Linked DNA regions of Mus musculus: region 2 is linked to region 1. Evidence: chromatin loops called from intact Hi-C (ENCODE). Cell type or tissue: left cerebral cortex. All regions are shown on one strand. Links, peaks and the distances in the headings refer to the core of each region. The heading gives the core; the rest is flanking DNA.

What was found. Hi-C counts contacts between places; a loop is a spot of excess contacts. Peaks named below come from ENCODE experiments on the same cell type or tissue, not always from the same donor. Only the 100,000 strongest peaks of a DNase experiment are listed, where the experiment ranks them.
Region 2: it touches region 1 in a loop (2.9-fold over the local background); 3 of 42 quality-filtered maps call a loop at or near these places.

The regions. Positions count from the first base shown.
Region 1 is chr13:38,200,627-38,211,719 of GRCm38, forward strand. It overlaps Snrnp48 (small nuclear ribonucleoprotein 48 (U11/U12)), which reads left to right and starts at 4,313. Exons shown (of 9, transcript NM_026382.2): 1 at 4,313-4,502; 2 at 9,251-9,364; 3 at 9,581-9,641; 4 at 10,441-10,515. The coding sequence starts at 4,347. In left cerebral cortex, for the core only: a CTCF peak has its summit at 5,867 (motif pointing left); DNase peaks (open chromatin) are centred at 4,278 and 4,591; H3K4me3 peaks cover 1,646 bases; H3K27ac peaks cover 596 bases.
Region 2 is chr13:38,031,493-38,042,585 of GRCm38, forward strand. It overlaps Cage1 (cancer antigen 1), which reads right to left and starts at 5,445. Exons shown (of 13, transcript NM_027724.2): 1 at 5,327-5,445; 2 at 873-1,132. The coding sequence starts at 980. It overlaps Riok1 (RIO kinase 1), which reads left to right and starts at 5,497. Exons shown (of 17, transcript NM_024242.3): 1 at 5,497-6,039; 2 at 8,581-8,782. The coding sequence starts at 5,969. In left cerebral cortex, for the core only: a CTCF peak has its summit at 5,787; a DNase peak (open chromatin) is centred at 5,691; H3K4me3 peaks cover 2,269 bases; H3K27ac peaks cover 1,205 bases.

The DNA of each region.
Region 1 (11,093 bases), core at 1,175-9,174:
GTTCCGTCCACTTCTGTGCACCTTCATTACACATGCCGCAGCTGAGTAAAATTCCGAATTCCGTCATGTGTATTTACCAGGTTTTGCTGGTACCCATTCATCTGTTGATTCCTAGACTGCTTCTGTATCCTAGCTGCTGTGAGTAGCCCAGCAGTGAGCACGGACGTGCCATTATTTTTGTGGTATAAAGGATGGAATGCTTTGTGGGTTTGCACGTCACTCTTGCACAGAGTCACACTAGCCTCTCTCTCACTCCGATTTGTGCTGTGTGAGAGAGGTGTCTTTAATAAAGACTTACAAAAAAAAATAAGGACCTCAACTTCACACTTTTGCTTGATCTCATCTCTTTAATAGCCCTACCTCCAAACAAAGTCACGTTGTGACTGTTTGAATATAGATGCTGGGGAGACCCCACCTCAGCCCATAATAGAAGCCTGCATAGAAAGACTAATGGGGATACATCAAAGACACATGCGGGCACATCTTAATCTGGCCTCCATTGACCAAACATAGGGTGACTCTAGTATCAACAGGAATAGTAAGTATACTTTATATAATATAATACTAACTTTTAAAACTACATCTATTTAATTGAACAGAACTCTTGTTGAAATAAGCAGCAGGAGGAAGCTGATGAGGCAGTTTCATAACGTTAGTGTGGAGTGGTTCCTCGGGTTGGAAGAGCAACCAGAGACACAGGGTCAGCTGGTGAATCTTTCCTACATTCTCCAGGTTTCTGTAAAAGCTGTCACTAAACTCTGAGATGAGATGGGACTGTTGGGCTGGCAAGATGCCCCAGAGCATAAGAGTGCTCTGCGGTGCAAGCTTGAAGACTAGAGTTTGATCCCTGGAAGCCATGAAAAGTGGGAGGAGAGACCTGAGTCCACAGAATTGTCCTATGGCCTCCACACACATGCTGTGGCACTGACCAAAACCAACCCGGAGAGGAAACGACTTACTACATCCCATAGGCACGAGCTCAAGCAGGAACCACAGAGGGTCACTACTATAGCTTGTTTGCTTTTATAATCTTGGACTTTCTGCCCAGGTGTGGCACTCCTGGCACCAATCATTAATTGAGGAAATGCCTCACAGCCAGGCTCACAAACCAACCCGACAGAATCAAATTCTCAGCTGAGATTCCCTCTTTCCAGGTGACTCTTCGTGCCAAGTTGACAAAAGCTAACCAGCACACATCGATAATACATTCTAAAGTTTTTTTTTTTAAACAAAACAAAACAAAAGAAAACAAAACCAAAAACCACAGGGCTGTCTAAGACACAGCTCATGCTTCACCTGGGCTGAGTTTTGATTTCTTTCACACACACTGGGCAGCCATAGAAACAGAAATCTAACAACAGTCATCTTGGCATCTCCAAAGTTGTTCTCACAGTTTCCCTGTTGGTACAAGCAACAGAAAAAGGGAAGAAGCTGTGGGGTTGATAAATAAGGAAGCCAAGACCCATTTCTTTCCATAATGTGATTTATTAGAGAGAAAACCTCACAACCACTAGGGACCATGATCAGGCCTTGGGGTAGGACAGCATTAGGAAAGAAAGCTTTAAAGTGGAAGAGTAGAAAAGATCTCCCTCATGAAATCGTGGATGGGGAGAACTGGAGCAGACAATACCTCCACGGAAATCCCTCAAATAAAGGAGATTCTCTGACTTTTAGTTTGGGAGAGTTGGCATGACATTCTACATCGTATTATTTAATCTGACTTGGCTTACATGCCAAGGAGCCAGGTACTGGGTAGAACCATAAATTTACCTTGCAGATATGGGCGTGGGAGGGGGTTAGGTTGGCTTGCTTCCAGCTCGTCTGCTGTGTGCTCTAACCTCCACAGCAGGCATTTATCAGCTGCAGCCAGAATTCTGGGAATTCTTGGGAAGGGGCAGGGAAGGGACACAGTTAGCTGGTCTGTAATCTAACACCTACCATTTGGCTATGAAACTAAGATAAAAGGGACAGCATGAGAGGAGTGTGACTAATGGCTCTAGAACTCAACCCTGGCTGTCTTTTGACTGCTGCCATGTTTTCTTCATAATAGTCATTTCTTATCGGTTAGTGACTAAAGTTACTATTTCTTCTTCTTCTTCTTCTTCTTCTTCTTCTTCTTCTTCTTCTTCTTCTTCTTCTTCTTCTTCTTCTTCTTCTTCCTTTAAATTAAAAGGTGGGAACTATGCCATTGGAAATGATTGGCAGCCAAAATTTCCCTTTCTATTTCTTCCACTGGTGGTAAACGATGTGGGGAGAGAAGCAAAGATCTGATATGGAGGCAAATGTGATTCAGTTCTAGGGATCAAAACAATACAGGAAGATTAAATGTGGAGTCGTACAAGGGAAGAGATACACTTGTGTATAAAGCAAAGTGCATGACACTATAATAAAAGAGCTGTGTCAAAGACATGGGGGATGGAAGAAGATGACTTCCACTGGCCAAATTCAGACAAATTTGGATAGTAACAGGAACTATTATGATAATGAAATAATAATGCTCAATTTTAAAACTTAATTCATTTCCCCTCCCCCTCCCCCCAGCCTCAGCACCCCCACCCCCACCTATGAATTAAGTTTTAAGATGTGAACAGAACACTATACTATGGTGGTTAGTGTTAACTGTGAAGCTGACAAAATCTAGAATCGCCTGAGTTGGGCCTCTGAGTATGCCTGTGACAATAGTGTTTTTTTCATGTGATTTTTATTATGAACATGTAGCGTGTGTCTTTATTAGCAATGACCTTTCTTTAGATAAGCACGCCGTGATCATCCATAAGGTTTCTGCTTCTGACACACTTGTTATTAAATTGGTTATTTGACACAACCACATGGTGAGTTCCAGGATGACTCATAAACCTGCTTTTGATAATTTTATTATAAACAAAAATGTTTATATTTGGTTTTTATTGAATTGAGCTTATCTATATCAAATTCCCCTTTTAGAAAAATGACTGCATAGCTAACTGCTACTCTGGCAACAGGCATCCATGTGGTACACAGACATATATGCAAAATATCATAAAATGCACTTTTTACATGAAAAATATTCAAGACAGCATGTTACTACCTGAGAGTTACAGTATTCTATGTTGTTAACAGGATGCTTTACAAACTGTTAAACTGTCACTGAACTAACATTTAGTCTCAGTGAATACAGTGTGGCCAATGACCACCTAGTGATTTCGAATTCAGGACCACCACTCTCAGGAGGAGAAGCCAAATGTAACTCAGACAGGAATTTGGTCTCTTAGATACCCCAGCACAGTCTCTCTCTCTCTCTCTCTCTCTCACACACACACACACAACAGGGTTTCTCTGTATATCCCTGGCTGTCCTGGAACTCACTTTAGACCAGGCTGGCCTCGAACTCAGAAATCTGCCTCCCAAGTGTCTGCCTTCCAAGTGCTGGCCAAGAGCCTGGCTCTCTCTCTTCCTTCCTTCCTTTCTTTCAAAGATTTATTTATTTATTATATGTAAGTACACTGTAGCTGTCTTCAGACACACCAGAAGAGGGCATCAGATCTCATTACGGGTGGTTGTGAGCCACCATGTGGTTGCTGGGATTTGAACTTCGGACCTTCGGAAGAGCAGTCGGGTGCTCTTACCCACTGAGCCATCTCACCAGCCCTCTTCCTTTCTTTCTTAAAGATATATCTATCTATCTATTTATCTAATGTATAGGAGTACACTGTAGCTGTCTTCAGACACACCAGAAGAGGGTATCAGATCCCATTTTAGATGGTTGTGAGCCACCTTGTGGTTCCTGGGAACTGAACTCAGGACACCTCTGGAAGAGCAGTCAATGCTCTTAACCAGTCCTGTTCTAAATTAAGAAATAATAACCAATTATAGCCAATTGGTTAAAACATAATAAATTGCTTTAAAAAGAATTTGAAGAGCCGTTTCAGGAATTTTCTGTTTGATCATGCATTGTGATTATGTAGGAAAATGTTCTGAGGATGTGCATAATAGCATTTGGGATAAAGAATCTAGAAGTAATTGTAAGAGGGAAAACGCTAATGAGCTGGAGAAAGGCTACACTGACACTTTCTGTGTTGTTCTTTAAACTTTCCTGCCGATATAAATAATTTCTCCTAAAAACATCGAAGGAGCAGCGGAATGATGCTCAAAGCTGGGACGCAAGTTCTAACCTGCTACGCAAACTAAACCCAGAAGAGCGTGGAAACACCTTTCAAAACTACCGCTTCCGCCCTGCCCGTCGGCTCTTCCCGATAGGCTGGCGCCATCCCGGGGCCCCGCCCACGGCTCCCAGAAGCCCGTGCGCGCCCAGAAGCTCGTGCGCGCCCAGCAGTTCCGCCTCTTCCTGCCTGAGGTGAGCTGCCATCATGGAGACCGAACCTCCTCCTCTGGAAGAGCGGCGTCGGCTCCAGGAGGAGCTGAGCGAGTTTGTGGAGAGCTGCTGCCGGACGCTGGAGGAGGTGACGGCGTCCCTGGGATGGAGCCTGGATCAGCTGGACCCCGGGGACGAGGCGGAGGCCGAGGTGAGGGGCGAGGTTGCCCGGCCTTTCCCGGGCCGCTGACTTCTCGCCGTGGGAAAGGCGCCCGGGGAGCCCACTTCTCTCCATCCCGGTGCGATGCAGGGGAGGACAGGGCTCGTCCGGTGCATATCCCGGGGGCGCTGCTGCTGAGGTTGGCGATTTGCTTCGTCATGATATAAGGATTCTGCATTGCGTTAGATTCAGTGTTCACTTTTCTCTATCTTAAACCCGGACGCTTCCCACTCGGACAGGACCGATTGTGGGACGATTAAAGGGCGCCACCAAGGAATGGTAGCTAGTAGCGGACCCCTAAGGAGTGTATTAGAGTGAATTATCCTGACTTATTTAATAGGTGCAGGATAGAGGGAATTTGCGTTGCGCGGTGATTTCTTATACCCTCTTCATTTACTATGATGCAGTAACAAGGTTTAAGTCATATGTCGATGGAAATATTTAAGATATATGCAATTTACGTACAAGCTAATCACCATTGTCTTAAAATTGAAGTGGAAATTGGAAAGAAAAAAAACCCTTCATTGTACCTTTACAAGTATATTTGGAGTTGTGAATTAACCAATATAGTTCATGGCTTAAAGCCTAGTAACGATGCTGTAAAAATGGATTTGGGGGACAACTGAAAAAGTTTGAGGTATGAATTGATAATTTTATGAAATTTCCAGACCATTGAGAATGGAGGGCCCCACCACTCCTTCATTTATTATCGAGATATTAGACAACATCGTGATATTAACACTTAACACGTTCTAAATGGCACTGCGTTACTTCATTTAAAATTCGTATCCCAAGGAGGCTAGAATAATTGGCAGCATTTTACAAATGAAGAAACAAAAACATCCCAGTGGGATTGGCAACTGGGACTTGCAGGCCTTCTGATTTCTGAGGTGTATTTTGCTTAACCGCTATATGAAAGTCCATTGTAAAACTCCCAGATTATCCAGTAAACCGTGAAGTACATGATTATCTGATACTCACTGTTGTAACTGGCTTAAAAAATCTGGTAAATGACATTGATAGTTTTGAGACTAGTCCAGATAATTAATCAATTTCCATGTTTCATGTGCACTTGTAGAGTTTGTCATGGTAACAGTGGGGGGAGGGGTAAAGAAATGACAGCTGTTATTGTGTGGCAAAGTCTGTAATGGGGGGAGTTGAAATTTTTGTAGTACTGGTTATTATAGACTATGATGGGTCAGAAAAAGCATCTAGAAAAGTATATTCTTTAAAATCTGCGTGGGGCTAGGCTAGAGAGATGGCTCAGCGGTTAAGAGTGCTGGTTCCTCTTCCAGAGGTCCTGAGTTCAATCCCAGCAACCACATGATGGCTCATCAAACCCTATGGGATTTGATGCCCTCTTCTGGTGTGCAGGTATACAGGAAGAACACTCATATACATAAAATACCTAAATGAATAAGCCTTTAAAAAACTTATGGGGGCTGGTGAGATGGCTCAGTGGGTAATAGTACCCGACTGCTCTTCCGAAGGTCCAGAGTTCAAATCCCAGCAACCACATACATGGTGGCTCACAACCATCCGTAACAAGATCTGACGCCCTCTTCTGGAGTGTCTGAAGACAGCTACAATGTACTTACATATAATGAATAAACAAATCTTAAAAAAAAAAAACAAACTTATGGATATGTGTGGGGGTATGGCCTGGGTAATGGGTCCTCAACTTTTACCTTGTTTCGGGTCTCTTGTTGTCTTGATATTGCCATCATCATTCTAGCTGGCCTGTGAGCTTCTGGCTATTTTCCCTTCTATCTTCTATCTCTGTGGGAACAATGAAATTGCAGGTGCATATTAACCATACCCATTTTTTGCATGGGTTCTAAGGATTTGAACTCCAGTCCTTTTGCTTCTTTTACTGAGACATCTCCCCAGCCCTGACCAAAATAACAACAACAACAACAACAACAACTGAGTAGAATTAGTTAGGTCAAGCACAGAGAAAGCATCAGCAGACCTAGAAGTCCTGGCTTAGATGATAAGATTAGAGAGCCTCAAGTGCTTAAGGATGGTTAGAACATGAGGAGGAGAATTGCTTGTAGCCCCGCCTTTGCTCCATGATCTAAATGGGAAGTACAATGGTAGCAGGTAGGGGCTGTATAGGTTATAAGGAGCCTTATAAAGGCCCTTGTCAGGCACATTGGAGAATCTTGTTTTCTGTTTGTTTGCCTTTTTATGAAAAAACAATGGCAACAGGGGAGGCATAGACAGACTTTAAGTCAGGGAATATCCAAATTAAATTTGTGTTTTAATAAAATACCCACTAATATGTATTTAGTGCAGAGTACCAAGCCCTACTTCAAATGGTTTCTGTGTATAAACCCAGATATTTATATTTATTTAATCTTCATGATATCTTTGTGAGATAAGGGTCCATTGCTTCTTTTTTTAGAAAAAGAAAGTAGCTCAAGGAGAAGTTAGTTATATTACCTCTTATAGTTAGTAAATGGGAGAGCTGGGGTTTCCAAAATGGCTACATGGTGGAGAGTGTAGTAGAATGTAGTAGAGAGCAGCCATCCTGGAAGCAGAGATGGGGAGCAGTAAGATAGCTGTTGTAATCCAGAGAAGGAACAGTGACGTTCTGAATTGGTCAAGTGGCACTGGGGCTAGAGAGAACTCTGGGATTTCAAAGACCCTTAGGAGTTAAAATGTCAGGACTAGGTGGCTGCTTGGGTGTGGGTGGTTAGGGAAGAGGCAGGTTTTTCTTGAGCAGGTGACACCTTTCACTGAAACGGGAGAAGGCAAGTTTGAGTGCTAGGAGGCTTTTGTGGTGTTGTGATTAAAACACCCAGCCACAGCAAGGTAAGAAAGGAAGGTGTGATGATCAGTTTGACACAATGCAGAGTCACCTGGGAAGGGAGTCTCAGTAAGGCATTGTCTAGGTTGGCCTGTGGGGTCCTCCCCACCCCCAGAAGGGCTTTATTCACTGGGTTAACTAAGGTGGGAAAATTCACTTTGAAGGTAGGCAGCACTATTTCATGGACTAGGCTCTGTTCTGAATTAGAAGAAAAAGGCAGAACACCAGCACTGCATGTCTTCCTTCTGTCTGCCCATAATTGTGGATGTGAATAGCTACTCCAAGGTTCTGCCACTCTGACTTCTCTGCAGAATTGCTTGTAACCTGGAATGATGAGCCAGATACACGTTCCTCTAAGTTGTTTTTGCAAGGTGTTTTATCACAGCAACAGACACAAAACTAAGAAGGCTTACAGTTTAAGGTAAAGTCTATTATGATAGGGAAGTCAAAGCTATAGGAGTGTGAAGCCGTTGGTAACATTGCATCTGCAACCAAGAAGAGCAATGAGTCTTTGTGCTCAGCTCATTTTCACCTTTTATACAGTTTAGGAACCTGGTCTAGGGAATAGTTCCACCCACAATCTTCAACCTCAATTAACCTAGTCAAGATGATTCTCCATAGACCTAAGCCCAGAGGCCCACCTTCTAGGTGATTCTAGATTTTATTAACTTGACAGCTAAGATTAACCATCACATAGACCATGAATATATTGAATTTATTTTTGTTTATGTTGGACTTTTAGTATAAGGTACTTAATAATAATATAAAGATTAAAGAAAATTAACTGTGTGTGTATGGTGTGGGGGTCTGTCAGGGCAGTTGTGTGGAATCTGTTTCTCTCTCCTCTTTCCCTGTGTGGGTTCCAGGAGTTGAGCTTAGGCCATCAGACGTTCTTGTTGAGTGCCTTGCCCACTGAGCCACTTGTGGTTCCTAGTGTAAGGATCTAAGGAGAGAAACATTGGCCTGATGAGATAGATTCAGGAAATTGAGAGCTGAAGGCAGAGTATTGCTAGGAAGTGTAGTGTTGAATGACAAGAGGTTAATGATTAGACTTAATGAAGTACAGACTGCAGGAGACCAAAGAAGAACCAGACAGGTAGAAAGACAGAACCATTTATCAAGAGCTAGATGCAGCGAATGGCTGTAATCCCAGCACTCCAGAGGATGAGTTAGGATTGCCATCAATTCAAAGCCAGCCTGGGCAACATAGTAGGAGCCTGTCTCTAAACGAGCAAGCAAAACAAAGTCTGCGAAGGTGGCTCAGTTGATAAAAGTGCTTACTTCGGAAGCATGAGATTTCCTCAGAACCAGTATAAACCAGGAACAGCAGTAAAAACATCTGTGACCTCAGTACTGGGGAAGTGGGGGATTTGCTGGCTACCTGGTAGAGTGACTGAGAAAGACCCTTGATGTTGGTCTCTGGCTTCCACATGCTCATTGACACACGATCCCTACACACATATGCCTATGCTCAACAGTGCGAGTGAGCGAGTGAGAGAGAGAGAGAGAGAGAGAGAGAGAGCGAGCGAGCGTGAGAATGTGAGAATGAGAGAGAGAGAAGATACCAAGCTGACAGCACAGCTTTGGATAATAGACCATGACTAGGAACTCTAAGACAACAAGTATGACATGTTCTTTGGCATCAGTGGCAGTAAGGTTGCTGGTGGCTAGTGCCAGTGAGGTACTTGTGGCAGAGGTGAGGAATGGCTATTTGTGAGGCTGTGGAGATAGTGAATGCTAAACTTTGAAGGGCTGTAGAGAGGACAGAGGCTTTAGAAAGACGCATTGAGAGAACTCCCTCTCTTCCTTCCCTCCCTCCCTCCCTTTCTTATTAATACAAACACCCACATGGGATTGAGGCCCACAGAAGAGGAAGTACTAGGCTGTTGTTTAAATGCTATTTTCCCCCTTCTGTTAATTTTTACAGGATGAAATCGCCATATGTCCTTATGATTCCAATCATCGCATGCCCAAATCATCACTAACAAAGCACATGGAATCTTGCAGATTGAGGAAACTGGGATATACCAAAGAGGAAGAGGTAGCATTTGTTTATTATATACTGTCAAGAAATTCATTCATTAGTAAGTCAGGAGAGTGTATTGTGAGCCCTTGTAGAGTAGATGGTATTGTGTTTAACATCACAAATTGTTATTTATTTAAATAGTGGTATTATTTATCTCAAATCTTAAAACAGCCAACTGTGCAATCCTTAACAATATTAATTGAAATTTGTTTTTGTTTTTTTACTATCTAGAATGAAATGTACAATCCTACTTTTTTCTATGAAAATTTGAAGATTCCTTCAGTTACTTTGAGTAAGTATATTAGATTATAATTGAAATAGCCTAGTTTTATATTTTTCTTTTTAAATTAGCAAAAAAAAATGGATATTATAGACAGGCTTATGACCTTGAGTTCCTTAAGCTTAAGGAATTAAAACAGTAAAGATACTTCATGTGATATGAAAATGAACTGGGTTTATGTTAACTGGGAGTAAAGATCCTGCAACATTTTGTATAGTGGGCCAGGATGGTGGGAAGGCAGAGGCAGGTAGATCTCTCTGAGTTCAAGACCAACTCTGTAGTGAGTAGGACCGCCAGAGTTGCAATAATAGATCCCATCTTACAAAAACATACAAACAAATTATACAGTAGAGTACATGCCTCCTTTCTTGGTTATAACAAAAATATAACTGAAGATACGAGGGAGGGTGGGATCACAGTCCATAGAGTGGACTGAAGATGAGGGAAGATGGAAATGTGTGCCAGCTATGTGCAGGATATGGCTAAAGCCTTGATGGACCTCAGGAAACAACATCCTGATTCCACTTAGATGGTTGTGTAACTTTTGACTGCCTGAGAGTCTTTATTAGTTTGTGTGGCCGTGGAGATTGAACCTAGATTTTCTAGTCTGCAAAAACTATGATATATTTAATATATTCCAAGTGGTGTCTGGGTTCTAATTGATTGTACTTATTAGTTTCTTCAATTTGTACCTGTCAGTCCTGAATGCCTCATTATATTTTTCTGAACTAATTGGAGTCTGATCACTTTTTGGGCTCTGAAAGAATTTTTATTGAAGTTATAGGTAATGATGTTGGTTTTTCTTTTTCAGATAAGGATTCACAGTTCCAGATAATTAAACAAGCTAGGACTACAGCTGGGAAAGATGGTGATTGTTATAGCCAGAGTAAGTGTTGTAGTTTTAGCTAATGCGTGAATCAAGGTATTTGCTCCTGTAATCACAGGCTGTGTGTGCTTCTCAGGATCATTACATTTATCAGGAGATGGCTTACATTGTCTCAGCTTTGTCAGCTGTTTCCTACTGAGACACATTGGAGCTCTCTTACGCACTCTCTCAGCCAGGGTGCGGTTTTGGCATTATCTGTTAGGTGTGGTTGCCTTGTGGGTAAGTTTTAAACATTGTTTAGTGAGTCAGTGTACCGGATACCAGTGTCTTGTCTTGTTCCGTTCAGGTACAAGTACCTGACCCTGAGAGTTGGTTGAGAATATTGAAACACAGTCCATAGCATTAAAAGATTACTTTCCCTTGTTGGTCTTGGAATAGTTCCTCCCAGGTTTGAATTTGTAATCTTTTTGGATTTGCCCTCTATGAGACTTTGGATGCCTCAGGAAAAGAAGACAGGACAGTAGTTTTATGTGTAGTTTTATTAAAGCACTTGTGGGTTTTCTCATACCCAGCTTTGGAGCTCTTCAAAATATTTCTGCCTTGGAATTTGTCAGAAAAAAGGATTTAAAAAAAAGAGA
Region 2 (11,093 bases), core at 1,581-9,580, 170 kb before region 1:
CATATGAGCACACCATTGCTCTCTTCAGATACATCAGAAGAGGGCATCAGATCCCATTACAGATGGTTGTGAGCCACCATGTGGTTGCTGGGAATTGACCTCTGGAAGAGCACTGAGTGCTCTTAACCGCTGAGCCATCTCTCCAGCCCTGTCCATTTTTTATATCAACTTAATATGGTACAACTTAATACATTTCTACACTCTTGCTATAGGGCTACAAGTGTCACCATTCTTGAAGATCCTGGCACATCATGATCTCTTACTTTCTGGGAAAGGACACTAGGACTTCTTAGGAAGACACAGGCTGGGTGCTGTCCGTGTCAGGCATGGCAGCTGGTCACCTTCAGAGGGACACAGTGGAAGACACGCTAGAGGAGGAGGCAGGCCCTTGTTTGGGGTCTCATCCTGCCTGTGACTAAGCTGGAACCATTCTCCTAGCTCCACGCCTGGAACTCTATGAGCAGAAAGGATCTCTTTTAGAACCCATCTGTAAAACTATTCCATCCTTTGCACACTAAGACTGAGAACAGCGGGGCTGAGAGATGGCTCAGTGGTTAAGAGCACTGACTCCTCTTCTGAAGATCCCGAGTTCAAATCCCAGCAACTACATGGTGGCTCATAACCATCTGTAATGAGATCTGACGCCCTCTTTTGGTGTGTCTGAAGGCAGCTATAGTGTACTCACATATAACAATAAATAAATCTTAAAAAAAAAAAGCGAAGAAAAAAAAAAAAGACTGAGAACACTGCATGCACTTTCCCTCTGCATCCACCAGAGATCCTTTATGATCCCTCGTAATTTTGAAAAATAAGTTGTTCATATGAGAGCAATCTGGACTATGTCTCCAAACTTACTACTGTAGATTGCACACCTGAAGCAGGTCTGAGGAGGAGAAGCTGGCTTCCATACAGAAGGGCGAGTCTGAGTAGGAGAAGTCTTGAGAGGGACCATTGACATTTATTGTTTCCGACTCTGACATACTTTCTAAAATTTCATGCAAGTATCCACTTCAAAATGTACAGGAACCAAAGATGAAGGCAATAACTTTCCTTTTTTGTTTTGCACTGCCAGGGATGATGACCAAAACGTGTGAAGAGTCCGTATTTCTAACCGCTAAGTGACAGAAGGCCTCTTTAAAACAAGCAAGCAAAAGAGAAAGACAATCTTTTAGTGTCAATCCATGTGTGCAAAGACTTTCCCTACTTTCCCTTTTCACAGTAAGAAGGCTAAGGAAGGGGCTGAAGAGATGGCTCGGAGGTTAAGAACACTGGCTGCTCTTTCAGAGGACCAGGGTTCAATTCCCAGCACCCAGATTGTAGTTCACAACAATTTATAACTCCAGTCCTGGGAGATATGACACCTTTTCTGGTCTTCTTGGGAACCGAATACATGTGTTATGCAGGCACACACATAAGAACTTCTTGAAAAATAAAGTTCACTACTCTAGATTTTAAAATGCCATTTTCCAACTTGGTATCACAGCAAATAGTGACTTGGCCAAAGTCAAGCCAATGTGTGTAGCTTCTATCTAATAATGTTCTGCAAAGCAAAGAAGTTCTACTATTTCCAAACTACTATCAGAAACTTTTTAGTTTTCACAAAATTTCTATTTATTGCTATTTCAACACACTAAGTCAAATCCAACATTGTACAGGTTTTCCTACCCCATACCTGTTGGGTTTAAATTTGTTTTGTTTTTAAGAGAGGGTCTTTCTCTGTAGCCTGGGCTGCCGTAAGTTCATGGCAATTCTCCTGCCTCAGCCTTCTGATTGCTGGAACTATGAGCTGCCCCCATGATATTCAGCCTCAGTTTCTGCTTTCATTTTGGTCTACCTTCATGACGTTAGACAAAAGTTGGAAACCTAGAGGCATGGTAGAAGTCCTAAATTATCTCCCATAGCTACTGTTATCCAACTCTGTCTGTTTTTCCCTTGTGTATTTGTCCATAATCCACGTGTTCATTCTAGCTCCTGTCCTCACTACTGATCTGTGTTTTGTTGTTGTTGTTTTTAAATATTATGTCTATGAGTACACTGTAGCTGTCTTCAGACACTCCAGAAGAGGGCGTCAGATCCCATTACAGATGGCTGTGAACCACCATGTGGTTGCTGGGAATTGAACTTAGGACCTCTGACAGAGCAGTCAATGCTCTTAAGCACTGAGCCATCTCTCCAGTCCTGATTTGTATTCTTATATTTTTGGTTGTGCACCTAGCTTTTAATGGCTGAGCTATCTATCGCTCCAGCCCCCTGATCTGTATTCTTATACACATCCATCAGGAGATAGGATATGTAGGTGTAGCCATAAAATCCAAATTCTTCTGTTTGTCCATGAGGCATTCAAACCCTACATCCACATCATTTACCCAGTACTACTCCGTACAAAGGGATGCTTTCTAACATCCCAGCCGTCTGACTGAGCCTGTGCCTCTCCTCGAACCTTCCAGAGTTGGCTTCCTGTTGCTATAACAAACAAACATAACCAAAACCAACTTGGAAGGGTTGTGGCTTCTACTTCTGGTTCACAGTTTATCACTGAGGGAACGCGGCAGAAACTCAAGTAGAACTGGAAAAGACCACTGCTTATTGGTTTGCTCATCTACCTTTTTAAAAACAACCCAGGCCCATCAACCCAGGAATGGCCCAGACCACAGTGGGCTGGACCCTCCAGCAACAATACATGATTAAGAAATTGCCCCACAGAAATGCCCACAGGGCAGTTTGATGGAGAGCCCCCAGATCGAGCTTTCCTTTCCCCATGTGACTCAAATAGTGTATGAAGCTGGCAAAAGCCAGCGCACCAACTGTCTAGCTTTACAGTCTCTGTGATGGTATATTTGCGTTGCTCTCTCATAAGTCACCACTGTCTACTGTTCAGTCTTAAGCTGCAAGGGTGTCACTAACTTTCCATATCCACATTGTAATTGTCCAGCAAGGAGTCTAGAGTTTCTCAATACTTCCTGCACACACACCAGTCCTGTTCCATGCCAGCTCTCTTCTTTCTTGGGCCTAATTTTCCTATTAGATGTAATTATGTATGTGCATGTATTTGTATGTCTGTGCATGTCTGTGCTTGTGATTCAAGGAGTCCTGGGAAGCCAGTGGTGTCCCCAGTGGTGTCCGAGCTGGAGTTACAGGAAGAGGGGGGTCACCTGACCTGAGCACTGGGAACCAGACTCCAGTCCTTTGTCTGAGCAGTATGCACTTTCCCAGCTGCACCCACATCTCTAGCCCCTGATTTTCCTATTTACAGTCTTCTCTTTTTACATCTAGTGGGATAGATTAGTTCATGGCTTTTAAAACTTTTCCTACTCACTATGTAAAGTTTACATGCACATAAAGTAGAATTACAAACAAAACACTTACTGATAATAAATTATACAGAAATTTATTTTAAAATTCTTTTGATATACATATAATTTTACTACCTGTTAAATAGGAAAGCAAATTTACATACTAATTAGATGTGTTTATCTGACATAATACCATCCAAAGATATACTATTTTAATATTTATCTGCTGAGAAATGGAACCAGGAAAACATTAGGTCTGCTTTCTGTAATGAAACGATTATTTCTGTAAGACCAGAAAACTGCAATGTACAGTAAAAAAAACTCTGCAGTTCATAATGAGAAGTCCAAAGCCTTGGGAATAAAATTTTCATTTCCTGGGAGGCACACTGGGTTCCCCAGGAGTTGCTGACAATGGGCCTTCAGTCAGATGGCCCTGACTTAGGGAGGCTAAGTCTGGAACTGCTGGAGGCCACCTAGCTGGAGGAGATAACAAGGCCAGAACAGAGCTGGTTTCCAAAATTCTTTGGTCTCAGCAATTACAATGAAACTAGGTTAACAACCAATCAGAATTGTACTAATGTTACTGCGTTGCCCCCCTATTGGAGGTTACCTAATCCTTCTGGAAAATTCTCTTAGCCCTCCATTAAAGGGGTCCATGAGCCCCTCAGGTGGTTGCCGTTTTGATAAATGGTTGGCCCCTGAATGCTGGTAATTTCTTCAGTAAACACTCTTCTTGCCTGTGCATCCTATTTGAGTCTGGGGTCTTCCTTCAGCTATTCTTGGACCCTAACAGGAACATATAAGTTTCAAATCTGAACAGAGGTATTTCAGGCAGTTTGCTGCTGTGAGTTGGTATAGTGGTGAGAACAGTGAAAGCTGTGTGAAGTTATCATGGGTGAATATTGCCCGAAATTTGTCAGATTCACCCCACCGTTTAAATTATGAATCAAGTTTTGGGTGTGGAGAATTTATCATGACTCTCCCCACCCCATTATGGGGCCATGATCTTTAGTTAAGAAACTCTGGTCTACACAGTTAAAACACAGGCTGAAAATACCCCCCATTCTAGTGGCATATTATCAGATTGTCTCAGTCTATCCTTAGTACCTGTCTGCCTGGATGACTTTGTTAGATTACTTATTTACTGAAGACGTTTTCAAATCGATGTCATCATTTGGTAAACTGTAAAAAACCAAGTAGGCTAAGGAAGCTAGGCAGGGCTGCTGGAGGACTCAACCTTGGGCTCACCTTTCCCGTCCTGCAAATAAACACTACCTGTTCGATGACAGGGATGTGTTAGTGCCTTAAATCACTTTCCAAACGCAAAATGTTTCTTTTCCATGGGCCTGTGACTTGCAACTACACTTTAAAAAATGTATGTGCCTGTTTAGTATACCCGTGCCATGTGTGTGTAGGATCCTCTGGAACCGGAATTATAGTAGTTGTGACTGGCCCAACCAGGTGCTGAACCAAGCCACCACCACCCAGGCTTGGTTAGCCATTCTACCTAAATCCATTGTTTGTTTGTTTGTTTTTTTTTTTCTTTTCTTTTTCTTCTTCTTCGAGGAAACAGGGTCTCTCTGTGTAGCCCCTCCTGTCAACAGGTTGGCCTCAAACTCAAGAGATCCGCCTGCCTCTGCCTCCCAAGGGATGGGATTAAAGGCGTGTGCCACCACCGCTCGGCTTGAGTTAAAACCGTTTGAAGATAATGAGGGCTTGTGAGATGGCTGAACAGGAAAAAGCGCGGACGACCAGAGTTCGGTTCCCGGAGCCCAAGGTGGAAGGAGTAAGCCCTCAAGTTATTCTCTGAACTTCACTCACGGAGCACGCATACACAAGCGCGCGCTAGATAATACTTAACATTTTAACATTTAATAAAGGCAGAAAGAGGTGTCACAAGAGTTCCTGCCAAACGCAAAAAAAAACCTTGAACTTCCCAACTTAAAAAAAAAAAAACAACAAAAACCAACCACTTGTATCATTGCATCTCAAAACAACGCACCAACGTTTCTAGAGAGCAAAAGTGTGCTCACTTCCATGATCCATCGAGCTTCTGTGACTCAGGCTAAGGATTCCGGGTTTCCTCCCGGCACACCGGCTCCGCGGGAGGGAGAACACCTTCCAACCGTCCCCACCGAGGGCACCAACTGGTGCGTCGCAGGGCGCTCGAACGCCCCAGTGTGACGTCCTCCGGACCGCACCTGGGTCCAGAGGAAGAAGGTCAGAGGACGCAAGTCTTCAGGAGCAGCCGGAGGAAAAAAAAAACAGGCTGACTTCCTATGACCGTAAACGCCATGGTGGAGCAAGAACGAAAGGCTGGGGAGCAACAAGAGCTACACATCCCACGCTACAAACAACGCACCACGCCCACTTCACATCGCGGATTGGTCTTTCCCGGCCACCGTCACGCGCATGCTCCCTGAGGGCACTAGGGTTTGGAGAGGCCCTGCTGGTGGCATACTTCCGGCGTTGCACTTCCGGCCTGTTGGTGGCCGCGTTTGCCGAAACCCTGTATCCTGACACCCCGGTGGCGCCTGGTCGTTGCCTTCTTGGGCCTGGCGGTTGCCGAGGGATTTGAGGGGCGGGAATCGCGGAGACGCGTTTGGATCCTCTAGGTGGGAAGCAGGCTCTTCCGATCGCGGCCTCAGGGGCGCCGAAGGCTCACACCCCTAGCCATGGACTGCAGTCTGGACAGGATGGCTTCGGTGGTCCCCGGGCAATTTGACGACGCGGATTCCTCAGACAGGTAGGCGGCCGGTGGTGACACAGGGACTCCTCCGATTCCGCCAGCTCCACATTGGGCTCGGGGAGCTGACAGCTGACGGCTTTGGATTTTTCTCGGGGTGAGCAGCTTGTGAAAGCTACCTACCTGTCAGTGGGTCCCGGGACGTTTAGCAGAGAAGCAAGAGTTGGGGACCACTGAGGAAGGTGGGCCTTTTTTTTTTCCTTTCTTTTCTTCATACAGGCTTCCATACACAGTGAGCAAAAGTTTTACCTCTGCGAGTATGATGAACAAGACAAATCAAGTCACTACTGTCTTTTTGGAAAGGAGGGCAAACCAAGAGGCTAGCACCTACAGCGTAGCGGAGAGAATTGAGGCAAAAAAGGGAGGCCAGCCAGGTCGAGCCTTCCAAGTGACTGTGAGGAGTTAAGATCCTGTTCAGGTCTTACAGGCCAGAGGAGGGCTTTTGCAGCGACAGAGCATCCGTCATTTGATTTATGAATTAAAGGAACTGGTGAGTCATGTAGAAGATGTTCGTAGAGAGGAGTGGAGCAGAGAATCAGTAAATAAATAAATAACCAGCTTCAAACCGGATGGCTCCTAGAGCTGCTGTCGTAGAACGACTTCGAGGTAGCAGTGTTGAGGTTTTGTGGTGAAATTGGATGTGAGGTCCAAAAGCAAGCAGTGACGGAAAACTTCCCGTTCAAAAGAAAAGAGAATTTACACATAGCCATTTTGAAACAACAAAGAGTTTTGCGTACCTTATAGTCAGGAAGATTTTATTCATCAATTGTGAGCGGTTGTGATAAGTATATATATTGACCACTCTGTGTGTCAGATCGAGTGGTAGGGAAATATTGGTGACTACCGTTTTGATTGCCACAGGGGTTGGCCTCTGCTAGGGGAGATAGATATTCACACGAGGTAAATTATTTGAATTAAAATTGGTGAATAGTACAAAGGAAAAAAATGAGTGATCAATAACATATGGTAAATAGAGGGTAAGTAGGGCTTAGCCGGAGATGTTGGAGATTTCCAGCCTTCCACTGAGGAATGGGCACATCATCTCAGAGAAATCCTTACGGAAGCGTTTAAGTGGGAAGAAGGGACAAGCTTACTTTGCCCACAGGCCCCATACACGCAGGATATTGTGAGACTGCACCCATGGTCCTCTGCTGGATCTGATTTTGCCATTGCACCAATCCAGAGACATTTTTATATGTCACACCTGGGCTGAGACACTAGTGGTATCTGGTAGGTAGTTCCGCATAAGACAACCTCACAGCAGAGGATTGACTAGTTGAGAGCATTCACATAGTTGTGCCTTTAACATACCTGTCTAGATTATTAGATTTGTAAGTGAAGAGTAATTTATGTATGATACTTATGAAGCCCTAGTAAACTGCAGCTATCAAATGATAGTCTCCTTCCTACTCATGCCCGTGGGCATTTAAAGCCCTGTGGGCTGTAGCCAATTAATAAATTGGAGTTGACGACTGAACTTATTTAAGACCCATTGGGGGCCAGGTGTGGTGGTACAGCGTCTTTAATCCCAGCACTCTAGAAGCAGAAGCATCTGATATTGATGATTTCAAGGTCAGCTCTAGCTTCATAGTGTCTTCAGGGCAGCCAGACCCAACAGGGAGCTCTGTCTCAAACAAGACTAAACAACAAAGGGGAAGGGGGTGGGAGAGGCGGGGCGGCCTGAGGTGCTGGGGATTAGGTCTGTGGCAGAGTGATTACCTAGAGAGGGAAAGGCTCTGGGTCCTCAGAACTAGAAGAAAAAAAAATGGCTCTTTTTATGGTCAGGTGAGGTACACACATCTTTAATCTTAGCACCTGGGACACAGAGGCAGGAAAGGTCAAAGCTAGCAACACTGAATTGAATTTTATTGAATTTGGTGGTAAATATGTTTTGTTTGGAATGTACAATGTTTTAAAAAAAATTGAACCTGGCAATTATGTGAAAAAAATTACATAAATATTGAGTGTTTTAGCTTCTTGAAAAACTAGGAAGATCAGTAACAACAGGGTCTGCATCTTTTGTGAACCTCTCCTCCCTTTGGCTGTACTTTTGTCTCTCTAGACCACTTCTCTTGATAGTCCCCCCTTGTTGTCCTATACTTGGCCCACTTCACTGTGTAGTCTTGGGCCTCTCCATCACTGCTTCCTTTTATAAATAAAGGTGATTTGGAGTTATTTGTGTCTTAGGAGTGTCTTGCTACGGCTCCTGGTATTACAGAGAGTTAAGGAAAGGCAAATTTTGATACACACACCCCTGAAAGTAGGTGTATGAATGATTTGACTAGAGTCTGGTCTTGTGCACTAGTCAGAGTCAGTTCATTTACCCAAGATGATAGTGTAAATTCTAACTTGACTTAAGGCAAAAGCAAAGCCAACACCCACTGACGGTACACGGACGTGGAGAATAAAGCATTGCTGCAGATGAGGAGACAGAGAACTTGATGTTAAGAAGACGGAGCAGATTGGGGAACGTAAGGTGTGTATGTGTGTGTTTTTCCCTTTGGAGGATGGATAAACATGCCAGAACATTCTTGTTCCTAGTGAAAACAAAGAACTGCAGCCAATCCATGCAGAAGATGGCGGCGTTCTACTTAAAAGCCTCCAGAATGCTGCAGCAGAGGTGAAGGGCGACGCTGAGACCGATGAGGAAGACGACTATGATGATGATGATGATTGGTACTTGGACGATGCAACTGGAAAACTCACCAAGGGTTGTACCTGGAATGGCGGCAGTAACTATCAGGTGTGTAAGGAATTCTGTAAATCTGTGTTATCTGCTTGTCTGTGTTCCAGTGTGTGTGTGGGGGGAGAGGGGGACAGGCCGGGTGTCTTCCTCAACAGTTCTCCACTTCATCTTTTCTTTATGTGTGTGGATGTGTCTGTGTGAGTGTATACACATGTGTGTGCACATACCTGTGCGCATGTGGGGAAGGCAGAAGTGGATACCAAGTCCCTCCCTTGGAGCTGGAGTTACAGATAAATAACTAAACAGGGATCCACAACATCTAAGCAGGTTCTTATGTGTGTGCTGGGATCCAGTTCCAGTCCTGACATCACTGAGCCTGAAGCTCACTGTTTAGCCAGCCACTGGCTCATGTCTTCCAGACACCCTTCTCTCTCTCATCTGCCCCAGTGCTGGGATCACAGATGTTTGCCACTGAGTTTGCCTTTTTATGTGGGTGCTGAGGACTGAACTTAGTTCTCAGACTTGAATGAGAATAATTTATGGGCTGAGCCATCTTTCCAGGCCATGTAGTTTTTTAAAAAGGCTTTGTGATTCTGTAGGATATATTGTCTTAGAGCCCTGGCTTTTACTGATTTTTTTTCTTTCTTTGTGCTTTTCATATTTCTCATAATTTCTTGTATTTGGATTCTTTCAATAATCAGTAAATGTTAATAGTTACTGAAGTGTCATAAGATGAATGAACTTAAAAATATACAAAGGAAAAGCCACAACTAAACTATTAACTGTAGACCATTTATGGAACAGAAATGGGGCTGGGAATGTAGCTCAATAGTAAAGCATTTGGCTGGCGTACAAAAGATTCTGGGGTCTGTTCCTGGCTTCCCAGCACAGCAGGGGGAAAAATATTGAAACTCATTGGTAACTAGAGAAGTGTAGCTGAGCTGGTGGTACAGTACTGTAGCCCCAGCTACCTGTGAAGAAGAGGTTTAGAAGGATCCCAAGTTCAAGGCCAGCCTGGAATACAAAGTAAGTTTTGGTAACTCCTATACTAAGTCACTGGTGAGACTGGATAATTTCATCATGGACTGTGTTACACTGTATATATATATATAGTACTGTTGGCTACTGTAACTGTTTGTTCCTGGTGATTATAATAATTGGGCACACAGTGCATTTGTGGAGCACTTGCCTACCATGTATCCTAGGAGTCCAGTCAGTCAGTCTGGCATGGATGTGATACGGTCTGACTTTTACCTATTGTGGTGCTAAGAGTCAAACCCAAGGCCTTTACATACTAGGCAAGTACTACTGCTCTGTATCTCAAAGCCAAGTTATTTTAAAAGTTAAAGAGGCTGAGGAGATAGCTCAGTGGGTTAGAGCACATGTTGCTCTTGCTAAGGACCTGGGTTCAATTCCCACCACCTCCATGGCAGCTCACTATCATCTGTAACTCCAGTTGCATGGGATCCAATGCTCTCTTATGGCATCTATGGGCACTAGACACCATGTGGTGCACATCCATTCATGCAGGCAAAACCTTCATAAAATAAATTCAGATAACTAATTCTAAAACAAAGTTCATGTTAAATTTAGTAGAAAATCTCTTTAAGTTCTTTACAGATAAGATAACCAAGCCTCAGAGTTTCATGCAAGAGGGAATCAGCAATTGTTTTGTACTAGTTTAAACACTTTTTTTCTCCTCCCTGAGACAGGGTTTTCCTGTGTATGTCTGTGCTACCCTGAAACTCAATCCATAGACCAGGCTAGTCTTGAACTCAGCGATTTACCTGTCTCTGTTGGGATTGAAGGCATGTACCAATACCACCTGGCTAAGCGCCTGTCTTTGAAATCTGTATTGCATTCGCTATGAGTTTTGGGTATTGCTTCTGCTTCTCTTTGGTGTTACTTACGGTTGTACAGGACACCAGTGTAAGTGCTGAACCTTGTTCGTACTTACTTTCCCCACTCCTTTTCTTGAAGTGTCAGGCTTAAAATACACAGTTAAGAATGAATTTAAGGGGGGCCTGGAGTGATGGCTCAGACATTAAGAGCACTGACTGCTCTGCCAAAGGTCCTGAGTTCACTTCCCAGCAACCACATGGTGGCTCACAACCATCTGTAAAGGGATCTAATGCCTTCTTGTGGTGTGTTTGAAGAGAGGGACAGTGTACTCACATAAAATAAATAAAAATAAATCTAATGTTAGCCGTAGCTCTTTACTAAGGACCTTTGAAGGTAAATGATGACTCAGGTATCAAACATACAAGCCAACTAAATTTCTAAAAATCCAACTTAGTTATTATTCATAATAACAAAAAATACATTGAAGAACATAACATGTGACCTGTGTTCTGTGTCAGTAACCTTA